Linked DNA regions of Homo sapiens: region 1 is linked to region 2. The links are chromatin contacts, found by Hi-C or POLR2A ChIA-PET in ENCODE. All regions are on one chromosome and are shown on one strand. Each heading gives the region's core, a stretch centred on a gene start or an enhancer-like site at or near the end of the contact. The rest is flanking DNA. Distances are from core to core; before and after follow the strand shown. Region 1 overlaps TET3 (tet methylcytosine dioxygenase 3). Region 2 overlaps STAMBP (STAM binding protein).

Region 1 (7,088 bases), core at 712-3,211, 180 kb before region 2:
TTCCAGCACTTTGGGTGGCTGAAGAATTGCTTGATGCCAGGAGTCTGAGACCAGCCCAGGCAACAAAGCAAGACCCCTGCTCTACATAATTTTTTTTTTAAAATTAGGCAGGCATGGTGGTGGCACACATCTGTAGTCCTAGCTACTTGGGAGGCTGAGGCAGGAGGATCCCCTGAGCCCAGGGGTTCCAGGTGCAGTGAGCCATGATCACTCCACTGCACTCTAGCCCAGATGACAGAGTAAGACCCTGCCTCTTAAAAAAAAAGTGAAAAAAACCCACACAATGGGAAAAAAATTTATAAATCATATACATATATACATATAATCATATTCAAGGAACTCATATAGAAGAGATAACAAACTCTTACAACCCCTTAACCAAAAAACCCCAATTTTAAAATGGGCATGTTCACACAAAAACGTGTATATAAATGTTCATAGCAGCATTATTCATAACAGCCCAAAGTGAAAATAACCTACATGTCCAGTGACTAAAGAATGGATAAACAAAATGTGGTCTGTGCATACAATGGAATATTATGCAGTCATGAAAAGGAATAAAGTATTGACACAGGCTACAACATGGATGAACCTTGAAAATGTTATGCTAAGTCAGCCAGACACTAAAGATATATACTATAACATTCCATTTATATGAAATGCATGGATTGGGTAAATCCACAGAGACAGAAAGATAAGTGGTTGCCAGGGGCTGAGGGGGTTAGGGGAACAAAGAGGAGTGAATGCTATTTGCCACAGGGTTTCTTTTAGGGATGGATAAAAATTTTGTGAACTAAGAGAGTGGTGTTGGTTGCACAATCCTGACTACACTAAAACCACTGAATTATACACTGCCAATGGGTGAACTGTATATGATTTATATCTCAATAAAACTGTAATTTCAAAAAAAAAAAAAAAAGTCACTTCTCATCACCCACCTTCTACCCCGAAAGTCTAAAAGGCTAAGAAAACGAGAAAGCACACATTGATCCTTCATCTGCATCTCCATAAGCAGCTTTGAGGCAAAAGCAGAAACTGAACACAAGCTCAAGGAGGGTGGGTGAGCCAGTGAGCTCACCCTCAAACAATGGTTGGGAGACAGGGACAGAGGAAAGGGAAAGGCAAGAGTGTCGTGCAATTCATTCTCTGCAACTCGTTCATCAGCATTTCTCTCTCCTTTTATTTCCCTACTGGGTTACAAGTGAAAGTGAAAACAGGAGGGTCTTATCTCAGGGAAAGTAGTGGTGGTCCCTTTTCCGTCAAAGAAAGATGGGAAGAATACCTCCCACGTCACTGCAGGGGACAGTAGGAGTGGTGGCAACTCTTGAGTGGGGAGAAAAGCAAGCTGGGACAGCCCTGAGCTCTGGGTTGGGGAAGAGAGAGATGAGCTCTGGAAATGCATGGGCAGGGGGCCTGGAAATGAGAACCACTGACTTAAAACCAGCTGATTCCCTGGGTAGAGTCACAGATAACTAGAAAACAGGAAATGGAACTTGGTTCAAAGGCCCTTAGAATTAAAAAAAAAAAAAAAGTTGGAGGGGAAGTTTGCGAGCGATTCAATAAAATAAAAATAAGTGAGACAAAGAATGCATAATATGCAATAAGCATGACCTTAAAAAGCTAAATGCAAATCATTTGTTAAAAAACAAATCATGTTTTTAATATCTATTATACAAGGGAGTTCTGCTACTAAAAGATAACCTAACAGTCAATTATCTGTTAAGCACTGCCCTTGTAATGCAAATAACCACTCTGGAACCTCCTTAGGTCCGAGAACAGGCAACCTGCTCCCTCTGGCTCACCCTCGGGACATACCTCAGTTGGGACACACACCTCTGACTGGGGATTAACAATCCCCGGCCACTGGCCTCAAAGTTTTGGGGTGGGGGAGAGGGGGGTGACAGGGGTGTTAAAACCCACATCCCCAAACCGAGGGTGTTACTCTTCAGAAAGCAGCGGCTGGGCCCTACCCAAGGCAGTGATCTCTGTTCCTCAGCCCTGATCTCAGGGAGAGGCAGTGGCAGACCAGTGTCAAAGTCCCTCTCTCCCCCCAGCGATGGCCTCCATCCCAGGCTAACACCAAACCAGCCAGGGAATGGGTGGGGTAGGGTGGGGTGGGATGCTGTGGCCTGGTATTACAGAGGGGCAAAGGGGAGAGCAGAAGGCAGCTTCCTGGGGAGCTGGGCCCTGCCCCACCTCTCTGCCTTAGGCTTTGCTGATGACACACAACTAGGAGCTGAGTGTTCCCTGGGAGCTATGAGGACAAGGAGTCAGCTTCCTCATGTGCTTAAAAACAATTATTATTATTATTTTTTTTTGGAGATGAGGTCTCACTCTGTCGCCCAAGCTGCTCTCAAACTCCTGGCCTCAGGTGATCCTCCTACCTTGGCCTCCCAAAGCACTGGGATTACAGGCATGAGCCACAGCGCCTGGCCAAAAACAATTCTTTAAAAATATCAGGAAAAACTGAGAATCTGCTCCAGATTAAAGGAGACTTAAACAAACAACAAACTGACCACTGGACACAGCATGTGATCTGGGGGGTTTCTCTTACAAGAGAGGTTGTAACGATTGGTAAAATTTAAGTAAGCCTAGGTTAGCTGGTATAATAATGCTGTATCCACATTAACTTCCTGATTTTGATGGCTCCTTTGTGGTTATTGACATGATTTTAGAAAACCTACATTCAGGCCGGGTGCGGTGGCTCACGCCTGTAATCCCAGCAGCGGATCACGACATCAGGAGATCGAGACCATCCTGGCTAACAAGGTGAAACCCCGTCTCTACTGAAAATACAAAAAATTAGCCGGGCGTGGTGGTGGGTGCCTGTGGTCCCAGCTACTCGGAGGCTGAGGCAGGAGAATGGCGTGAAGCCGGGAGGCAGAGCTTGCAGTGAGCCGAGATCGCGCCACTGCACTCCAGCCTGGGCAACAGAGCGAGACTCCATCTCAAAAAAAAAAACAAAAACCTACATTTGACTATTTAGTAGTAAAGGACATCAGTTTTGCTACTTACTTTTTTTTTTTTTTTTTTGAGGCGGAGTCTCGCTTTGTCACCCAGGCTGGAGTGCAGTAGCACAATCTCGGCTCACTGCAAGCTCCGCCTCCCGGGTTCACGCCATTCTCCTGCCTCAGCCTCCTGAGCAGCTGGGACCACAGGCACCCGCCACCACGCCCGGCTAACTTTTTTGTATTTTTAGTAGAGACGGGGTTTCACTGTGTTAGCCAGGATGGTCTTGATCTCCTGACTTCATGATCCACCCGCCTCGGCCTCCCAAAGTGCTGGGATTACAGGCGTGAGCCACCACCACGGCGCCTGGCCTGCTACTTACTTTCAAATGGTTCAAATACAAATTACAGAGAAAGAAAAGGATAAAGCAAATGTAGTAAAATATTAACATTTAGGTATCCAAGTGAAGAGAATTCTTTGTACTATTCCTGCAACTTTTGTAAAACTCTGAAATTATGCCGAAATAAAAAATATTTTTTAAAAGAGTGATGTTTACTGTATGGTATCTATGGCTTTTCTAGTTTCTGTGAAAAGGTAACATTCCCCAAATCTTACAACGAGGAACAGGAAACGGTGAAACAAGCAGTCACTGACAAATGGCTGGTTGGAGGCAGGAGGGGCTCCAGAACTCAAGTTCTCTGACTTAATCCCATCCCCCTTCCACCAGCCCTCAGCTCATCTAACACTGAGGGACACTGAGCCCCAGACACCACCCTGGGTACCGGATGACCACCGCAGAGCAGAGGGCAAGGAAGAAGGGGGCCGCCTGGATGGTCTCCAGGCTGGGCAACAGCCTGAAGAGGCAAGGCTGACAGGAGAAACAGAGTGCCTGGGAACAGGGTCCACCCTCTCTCCTCCCAAGACCCCTTCCCTCCACACACAGAGGGCACAGACAGCCCCTGTCATGTGCATGCCAGAGGGCCAACTCAAAGTTTCAGCAACACACCTGCACAAGTTCCAACCATGAGCATACAAGACCATGCAGAGCACAGACTCACAGACTGGTCTGCAAACGAGTAGGGCCCTGGGAAGGCAGCCTTCAAGCCCTTGCTAACTGAAAGGAATACAACATCTGGAAATCCTAAGCAAGTCTCCTAAATAACTCCAGGATGAAGGAAAAAAATAAAGTCACACACAACTACATATCTAAAGATTAAATATCAGTGAGAACAGTATCTATTAGAAAAATTCATGTTTTCATAAATAGTTTTACTAAATGAGAAAAAAGTAATTGAGGCTTCAATCCAAGAAGCTAGAAAATAAAAACAAAGAAAGGTAGGAAAAACTGAATCAGGAGGGATAAAGACAGAAATAGTGGATTAGAAAACAAAATGTAGTGGTATTTATAAATGAATCCAAGAGATGACTCTCCTGAAAACCAATAAAACAAACAAACCTCTGACAAGACTGGTTATTTTAAAAAGAAAAAAACAAATATTAGAAATATAAAAGGAATATAACCACCATCTGTGAAATGCTTTACTAAAAACTTTGAAAACATGAATTAAAGAACAATTTTCTAGGAAAACATATTCAAGAAGTCATAGAAATACTGATAATATCAATCACCAGAGCCACTGGGAGCCACTGTCTGGAAGTCACCAACCAGATGTGGCCAAGCTAGGCTCAGTCCCACAGCCTAAAGTCTCTGGATTAAGGTGCAGAAAAACTCTGAGTTCCAAAATGCTCCTGAAAATCATAACTAAACTGTGCGCTGTGGCTCACACCTGTAATCTCAGCACTTTGGGAGGCCGAGGGAGGACGATCACTTGAGTCCAGGAGTTTAAGACCAGCTCAGGCAACACAGTGAGACCCCATCATTACGAAAAATAGAAAAATTAGCTGGGTGTGATGGCGCACACCTGTAGTCCCAGCTACTCAGGAGGCTGAGGCAGGAGGAGTGATTGTGCCCAGGAGGTGGAGGCTGCAGTGAGCCATGATCGCAGCACCGCTGCACTCCAGCCTACGTGACACAGCAAGACCTTGTCTCGAAATTAAATAAAAATAAAAATAAATCAAACTACATATCTGAAAATTAATTAATATCAATGCTGATGAGGTACCTCTGATGGTCACCCAGGTTTGGAAACTCCTGGCCCCTTGCTACTCAAAAATGTGGTCCAAGGAACAGCAGCATCAACATGACCTCAGAGGTTAAAAAATGCAGAATAAGGCCGTGCGCAGTGGCTCACGTTTGTAATCCCAGCACTTTGGGAGGCAGAGGTCAACAGATCACTTGAGGTCAGGAGTTCAAGACCAGCCTGGTCAATTTGGTGAAACCCCATCTCCACAAAAAATACAAAAATTAGCCAGGCGTGATGGCGAGTGCCTGTAGTCCCAGCTACTTGGGAGGCTGAGGCATGAGAATCGCTTGAACTGGGAGGTGGAGGTTGCGGTGAGCCAAGATCATGCCACTGCACTCCAGCCTAGGCGACAGAGCAAGACTCTTATCTCAAAAAAATAAAAAAAATAAAAAGCAGACTCTCAGCCTCATCTCAGACTCACTGAATTTGAAAATGCATTGTAGTAAGAATCCCAGGTTATCTGGATGAAGAAGATAAAGTGGAGAAGCACTGGTCTGGCCTATACCTGCCTAATTGCCCCTCAATTCCTCTTAATTTGCAAAAGCAGTGCCTGTTCTGTGTTCTGTCTGGCACAACCAAAAGAAAAAAAAATAATAAACCGATTAACTACTGGAGCTAGATTTGATCACACAAGCATGTAAAAAAAAAAAAGTTTGGCAAAAAACAAAACAAACAAAAAAAAACCCTCCAGCCGGGGCAACAGAGTGAGACTCTGTCTCAAGAAACAAAAAAACAAAAAACAAACAAAAAACCCCCCAAACATACATTAAAAGAAATTTGCAATACTTGCCAAAGCATGATAAAGAGTTAATACCACTAATACATGAAGCTGTCTTACCATTCATAAAAAAAGCATACACAAAAAATAAAGGAAATAAAAATATATTCACAAAGAAAAAAGATCACAACTAAACATAGCAAGGAAAGATTTGCAAATCAAACATTTTGCACTCATTTTTATGCCAATCAGAAAAGAAATAGTTTTACAATAAACATGTATTATTTTGACAATCCCAGAGGGAAAAGACCAGAAACATTTAAAATGGAAAAAAAAAAAAAAAAAAAAAAAGTGTCCTAGAAAGACTGAAATAGTAACAGGAGTTCTCTCTGAGTAGAAAAATTATGGACTTTTTTATTTTTCTCTATCTGCTTATCTGAACTTTCTGATTTTTCTACAGTGAATTTTTATTCTTTGTAATAGACAATGGCAAAAAAAAGTTTTAACTATTTCCTAGAGTTTGATCATATCTGAAATGTCTTCCTGTGTTTTCACAAGTGTTTGCATAGCACCTGGCCTTTTCACAAACCATCATGGCATTTAAAGGCATATCTTTTCAGTCCTGATCAAGTACTGGAAGCCCCAAACAGGCAGCCTCTTTTGTTAACATTAGTTCACAGGCCAGCAGTTCTCAAACTCCATTGGGCGTGGGAATCACCTGTAGGAAGCTGGTTATGGATGCAGATTCCCAGGTCCCACCAGAGATCAACGCTGCCTGACCATGGAAGGGATTCTGACCCAGGTGGCCCCTGAACGACCTTTTGAGAACCCCTTCCCATAATCCTATGGGGTTGAGGGTGAGTGCAGATGAGGGGAAGGCCTCGGCTGGTTCAGAAACCAGGTGAACTGAGGTTCTTACAGGCTGACCAGGGACAGTAGTCTCTTCCCACCTCCCATATGCACATGCAGGCCTGGCCATTCAGTGGTCAGTGCTGATGCTCTCTGAAACGCCAAAACATGGATGGAGGTGGCAGTGTAGAAACAGACTTTGTCCAACGGGTGGGCTAAAGCCCTAGGCAGCCCTGCATCGTGGCCTCACTGCCAGAATGCGCTCTGCTCTGTAAGGAGGCATCTGGAACAGCTCCATCGGTTCATGGAGGTCCATCTGTCAGAGTCTCTGCTCAGCACCCTGAGAAAGCAGCTCCTCCAGAGCTGGCAGAGATGCAGCTGTGGATGCAGCTGGGGCCTCATGGGGAGCCTCAGGGCCACCTGGCTGG
Region 2 (6,481 bases), core at 742-3,241:
ATGGGCAGGAAGCAAGAGAAAACCATGTTTCCTTACTCCTTCTAGCTCTTATGTAACCTTTAACTTTGGCTTTTTTCCTTTGGGATTCGTGTTCCTTCAAAGAAGAATACTACTTTGCATCATACAAAAATGCATGGAAATACTTAGTGCATGTGTTCTATGCATGTAGTATGTGCATATTACATGTTAGCATGCACTGTCTTTGATGAAAAGTGCTTAGGTAAATATAAGATGCTAGATTTCATCTTTTGGTTCTTGTCCATGGCTCTAAAGCTCAGTGGGGAGAATAAACTTAATTAATTCACAAATCTCTAACATTTAAGACATCTACTTAGGGGCAGTGAAAATAAATAAAAGTCCAGTAACCTGTCACAGAAAGAAAGTGGCAGATTCAGAATTTCAGTATGAGCAGGCTGGCTCCAGAGCCTATTCTTTTAACCACTACACCATACTTCTTCCATACGGATTCTGGAATGTCTAGAACTACTGGAGGGATTCTGAACAAAGATGTCTTTTAACAGAATTAAGTTGTAATACACAGAAACTGAGATAAAAAAATAAATTGAAGGTAGCTTGCTGATAGCTCTAAAATATTATATTGTAATTGGGATAAACTCTTTTCTACTTACTGCCCATGGGGCAGAAGTAATTGGAAGAAGAATCCTCAATAAAGAAAAAAGATGATCCCCACCAAAACAAACTTTCTAAAGATAAGTCCTCATCCTTCAGTTCTATATTAGGCACACAAGTTTCATTTTGATCCAACTTGATAAGGCTCCTCAAGGCAGGGATGGACTCTAAAATAAAAATGGTTCTTTAAAAAGCTTCCTTTTGGGTTCATGAAGAAGATATAAAAGAGGCTGGGTGCGGTGGCTCATGCCTGTAATCCCAGCACTTTGGGAGACCGAGGCAGGAAGACTGCTTGAGCCCAGGAGTTCAAGACCAGCCTGGGTAACAGGGTGAGACCTTGTCTCTATTTATATTTTTTAATTTATATATATATATACATATATATATATACATACACAAACATATATAACAAAACATAAAAAAACACAAAAATTAGCTGGGTGTGGTGGTATGCATCTGTAGTCCCAGCTGCTTGGGAGGCTGAGGCAGGAGGATCTCTCGATCCCAGAAGTCTGAGGTTACAGTGAGCTTTGATCACACCACTGCACTCCAGCCTGGGTGACAGAGGGAGATCCTATCTCTATTTGGAAAAAAAAAAAAAAAAAGAAAGATATAAAACAGTTTCCTTGAAGTCTATATTTAAAAGAAATACAGATTCATTTGTTCAAACCATAAAGTCCTGAAGAATCTATTAAGATAAATAAGACATATTTCTTATATTTTAGAGACTGATAGATGATTCAGTAGAACTCTCATCTTAGCCCCAAAAGCCAAGATACATATTAATATTTACTACCTTTAGCAGGCTGAATGTGCTTTGTATTGAGGCCTGAATCAGCTAAGAAAGTACTATGTCATATAAACACTATGTTTTATTTTTACTTATGCTCTTATTATAGAACTACACTGCGAGCTTCCTGAGGCCAGAGATTTCTGTGTTTCATGCTTCTTTGTATACTCCTTGGAAGCCAGCACAGTGCCTTGTATAAAGAGGCACTCAATAAATATTTGATGAGTAAACATTACATATATGTACAAGTATGTACATATACACAGTAAGTCCTTAATGTTGATAGGTTCTTGGAAATTGTGACTTTAAGCACAATGACATATAACAAAACCAACTTTACCATGCACTAATTGACATAAACAAGAGTTAAGTTCCTTTGATCTATCCTGGTCACAAAAACACCAGACTTCTAAATACAGACCAAAACACTTCTAATATTAAACACTGAAATAAATATGAGCTATACATACATTTAAGAAAGACTTATAAAAACAAGTAAGTAAATGATTTACCTGCCTATTCAGTCCCAGGTGGCCAGAGTCCATCCCAGCAGCTCAAGGCCAAGGTGGGAACCAGCCCTGGAGAGGATGCCATCCCATTGGCATCACACATACACTTGCACTCACTCAGACTGGGGACAATTCAGACATGCCAGTTCACCTAATGTGCAGACCTTTGGGGTGTGGGAAGAAACTTGAATACCCGGAGAAAACCCACACAGACATGGGGAGAATGTGCAGACTCCACACAGACAGTGGCCCCAGGCAGGAATGGATTTTTCTTTTCTCATCAACATTAAAACAAAACGACATTGGACAAAACGACATTATTTGACAACCTGCCGTATTTAGCCTGCCGTATTTATTTACTTTGCTTTGTAAGTATACAAAGAAACAGGAAGTATACACAGAAATGAGGGCAGGGGTAATAGAACAGATAAGAGTAGGTGTGAAACTTTTCACCAAGTACCTCTTTATATTACTTTGACTTTGAGCCATGTAATGGAAATCTAGTTTATAAGTAAAAAAACAAAAACAAAAAACAAACAAAAAAAACCTCCCAGACCTGTACATGAATAGCTTTCCCTTGCTTCAACAACTGTAGCCAGTTTTCTGAATGGGGATAGATGGGCAAAAAGGTCTCCTGAAACAGACAATGGGCAACATACCCCATTACTCATACTGGAGGTAAAAGAACTTAGTGGTTAGTAGGGCTGGCTCTGGAGCCACTGTGCCTGGGCTCAAATCCTGGTTTTGCCATTTACTAGCTATGTGACCTTGGGCAAGTCACTTAATCTCACCATCCCTCAGTTTTTTGCAGGGGTGTCCAACCTTTTAGCTTCCCTGGGCCACACTGGAAGAAGAACTGTCTTGGGCCATACATAAAATACACTAACACTAACTAGCTAATGAACTTTTAAAAAGGTGATATCTGCTACCATAGATAAGCAAAAAAGTCCTTGCATTCAAAGGGTTGGACATGGCTGATATCCTGTCCATAAAATTGTAGAGATGGAGACAAACTAGTACTCCCTGACAGGCTTGCTGTGACACTTAAAGAGATAATAAAATGCTAAACACGGTATCTAGAACATAGTCAATATTTGCTATGGGTTTCTATGATTTTTTTTAACTAATAAACAAAAAATGTGAGCAAGAATAAGAGATGAAGATGCTAACACCAGCATCATATACAGGTTTGGGAGTTTTTTCTTTACTTATAAACTAGACTCCATTACATGGTTCAAAGTTCTATCCCTAGAAACTTTCTAAGGATAGAAAGCGGTGGCCCAGATGTATACTGTTCTCTGGGGTTATATCTGGTTGAAGCCTGGAGAGAGGAAAGGTACCAAAGCAAACAAAGATATGATTGCAAAAACACAAGCAAAATGACCCAATAAACAATGAAAAAAGAAGACATAAGCAGAAAAGTAAATACAAAAGATGAATATATGCAATAATGCTGAATCCACTCATAATTAAAGAAATTCAAATTAGGATGAGATACCATTTTCATCCATCGGATTGGCAAAGGCGTAAAGGTTAATTATACCTGGTAGAGAAATGGGACTTAAAGGTTGATCATACCTGGTATAGAGAAATGGGATACCCATACAGTGTTAGCAAGATTGTAAATTAATATAACCTTTCATCTTAAGGGAGGGAAAATGGAAGCTAATTATTCAAAATTTAAAACGTGTATATCCTTTATTTTTAATTTGTACTATTTATTTTTTTTTTGATTTATTTATTTTTTTTTTTTTGAGACAGAGTCTTGCTCTGCCGCCCTGGTTGGAGTGCAGTGGGGCAGTCTCGGCTCACTGCAACCTCTACCTCCCAGGTTCAAGTGATTCTCCTGCCTCAGCCTCCCGAGTAGCTGCGATTAGAGGCACCTGCTACCACGCCCAGCTAATTTGCGTATTTTTAGTAGAGATGGGGTTTCGCCATGTTGACCAGGCTGGTCTCCAACTCCTGACCTCAGGTGATCTGCCCGCGTCAGCCTCCCGAAATGCTGGGATTACAGGCGTGAGCCACCGCATCCAACTTAAAATGTGTATATCCTTTAAACTCACAATTCTATCTCTAGGAATTTATCCTAGAGATCATTATAAAACAGTACAAAGATATATGTATAAAAATATTCAATACAGCATTGTTTTAAAAAGTAGAAAAAACTGAAAAAAAAAAAAAAAACAAACCCCTAAATGTCCATCAATAGGGGATTGTTTAAAAAATAATGTGCATTCAAATGTGAAGACAATGTAATCATTCACCCATTCATTCAGTGAATATTTACTGAGCATCTACTACAGGGTCCAGAATTATTCTAAAGGTTGGGGATATGGCAGTGAACAACACAGTCAAATATTCCTCCCCACCATAGAGTATACATTACAATGGGGGAACAGACAATAAACAGAAGTATGCTAGGAAAGTCATTAATAGGGAAGGGGGATAGAAAGGGATAGGGGAATGGTTGAAATTTTAGATACAGCAGCTAAGGAAGTCATCATTAAGAAGGAGGCATTTGAGTAAGGACTAGACAAGAGTGAGCCATGAATCTGGGACTGTTCCAGATTCATGTTCCAGGCAGATGGAATAGCTCTGAGGCAGAATGAGATGGCTCAGTATGTCCTGATATGGAAAGACACTACTGTGAAGAAAGCAAGTCGCAGAACAGAATACGTGGTAAGATCCCATTGATGCTTTAAGGAAAAGGACACATGGGGGCACCTATGAGCTTAATCACACCTCATCCATGCCAGAAATACAATAGTGGCCACCTCTGATAGATGAGACTTCTCTTTTCACTTTAATATCTCCCTTGTAGTGTTTGAAAAATTTTTTAAATCGTGAATAAGTGTTAATTTTGTATGAAAACAACTAATTCAAAAAGTCAAGCAAAGGTTCTTTAACATGGATGCATTAAGGATCCTCATCTCGATTCTTCCAGTCTTAAAAGTTACTCAGCATGGTAAGCATGATCACAGATGGAACCTTCTTCAGTCTATAAACCCCAATCCCAGCAAACATTTTCAACACAGGTGACAGTTCATTTTCAGAAAAAGGGTTGGTGTTCCAGGAGGCTCACATAGCACACAGGAATTGCCTGAATACTCTCACTCCCTTCTGGGCAGCCTAGTTGATGACCATAAAAAGCTGTGAAAGAATCCACTGCCTGGTTTATTGTCTGCGCTCATCATGAAAATATGTACTGATTTAATATGCTGAACTCTTTCTTCTATACTGGGGTCTGCAAAAGGCAAAGCATTCCTACATTAGGGAAGCTACTGAGGGGGGAAATATGCCTGAGATCATTAAGATGCCTGAACTGCTCCAGGAAAAGGAACAAACATGCCTTTTAAAACCCTGAAGTAAAGAAAGTATCCACAAAAGGTCTAGAACAATGATTCTCAGTAGTAGGGGAGGCAGAGGAGTGGTGAGGCAGATGTATACTCCCCTCTCTTTTCTCCTCGGTTGTAGTAACTGCCAAAGCTGAGCCACTGTTATTGATAGGAATGTACTAAGTAAAATACAACAGAAAACAGACTGAGAATCAGTGAGCTAGAATTTGTTTGCAATTGCTGTGATTTTCTGTTCACAGAATCAGAATCAGAATCAAGATTTTAAAGGTATCTCCAAGAAAAGTGAAGGTAGCTACATTAATTACTTCAGGTAAGGCCAATACAACAAAATTCCAAATTAAACTCTAAATCCCACAAATCAAGTAAATGAGCTGCTAAATCTCATCCGCACCAACTCTCCTAGTAGTTCATCATTTTAAGTGGTCCTATAAGTGACAGGGACAAACTCCCCATATCAGTCTTGCTGTTAACACTAATATGTCACTCAAAATAACACTAAGTGTCATAAAAAACAATTCCTTAGGCATCCATGTACTCTTAATCCTATCCCCTCTTGACTTCTGAGGAGTTTATTAGTACAGCTAAGCTCTCTTCTGGACTGTTAGCCTCTCCTCCTCCATAAGATCCTTTTCCATCAGCAAAAACATGCTCTAAAATCTCCTAACTTAAAATACATACACATGTTCACACGCTCCTTGTCCCCCATCAACTACTTCCCCATTTTTCTACTTCCCTTCCCATCTAAACTTCTCCAAAGAGTTGTCTATACCGGGGTTGGCAAACTACAGCTGGTGTGCCAAATCCAGCTAGCCATCTGTTCTTGTAAATAAAGTGTCATTGGAACCAGTCACATCCATTCATTTATGTGTTGTCTATGGCTACTTTCACACTATAAAGCAGAGGTAGTCACAGACACAGCAAGTAGCCTACAAAACCAAAAATTTTTACTCTCTGGTCCCCTATAGAAAAAAATTTGCCACTTTCAGGTCTATACCCTTTGCCTCCACTTTCTTACTGTCCATTCACCTTTCTACCCGTTCTAATTAGGGTCTCTGTAATCCTTCTAGCGAAATTGCTTATGAAGATCACCCATGACATCATCTTACCAAACCCAAAGGCCAATCTTCTGTCTTCACCCATCTGACATAGGTGGCTACTCTCCTTTTTCAAACACTAATTTATTTTGGCTCCCATGA

Evidence for each region. A loop is a pair of places that touch in the nucleus more often than their neighbours do. ChIA-PET counts read pairs that join two places held with the same protein, here RNA polymerase II (POLR2A). Pooled maps may share reads with other maps.
Region 1: POLR2A ChIA-PET joins it to region 2 with 20 read pairs in activated CD4-positive, alpha-beta T cell. The contact joins two enhancer-like sites. A Hi-C loop is called at or near these places in 4 of 50 pooled maps. POLR2A ChIA-PET finds 5 or more read pairs at or near these places in 3 of 52 experiments (GM12878, MCF 10A and activated CD4-positive, alpha-beta T cell).

The regions. Positions count from the first base shown.
Region 1 is chr2:74,021,169-74,028,256 of GRCh38, reverse strand. The region is part of intron 3 of TET3 (tet methylcytosine dioxygenase 3); the gene reads right to left. Among named protein-coding and RNA genes, the nearest start is that of TET3, 40 kb to the right of the region's middle. RefSeq lists enhancers at 820-1,697, 1,698-2,575, 6,436-6,935, 6,887-6,936. Within about 2 kb of position 1,961, at least 6 of the 41 ENCODE cell types and tissues checked have a DNase peak (open chromatin) inside an H3K27ac peak, as active enhancers do.
Region 2 is chr2:73,837,946-73,844,426 of GRCh38, reverse strand. The region is part of intron 2 of STAMBP (STAM binding protein); the gene reads right to left. It overlaps LOC112268419 (a long non-coding RNA gene), which reads left to right. Exons shown (of 3, transcript XR_007087106.1): 2 at 5,525-5,595. Among named protein-coding and RNA genes, the nearest start is that of STAMBP, 12 kb to the right of the region's middle. Within about 2 kb of position 1,991, at least 2 of the 41 ENCODE cell types and tissues checked have a DNase peak (open chromatin) inside an H3K27ac peak, as active enhancers do.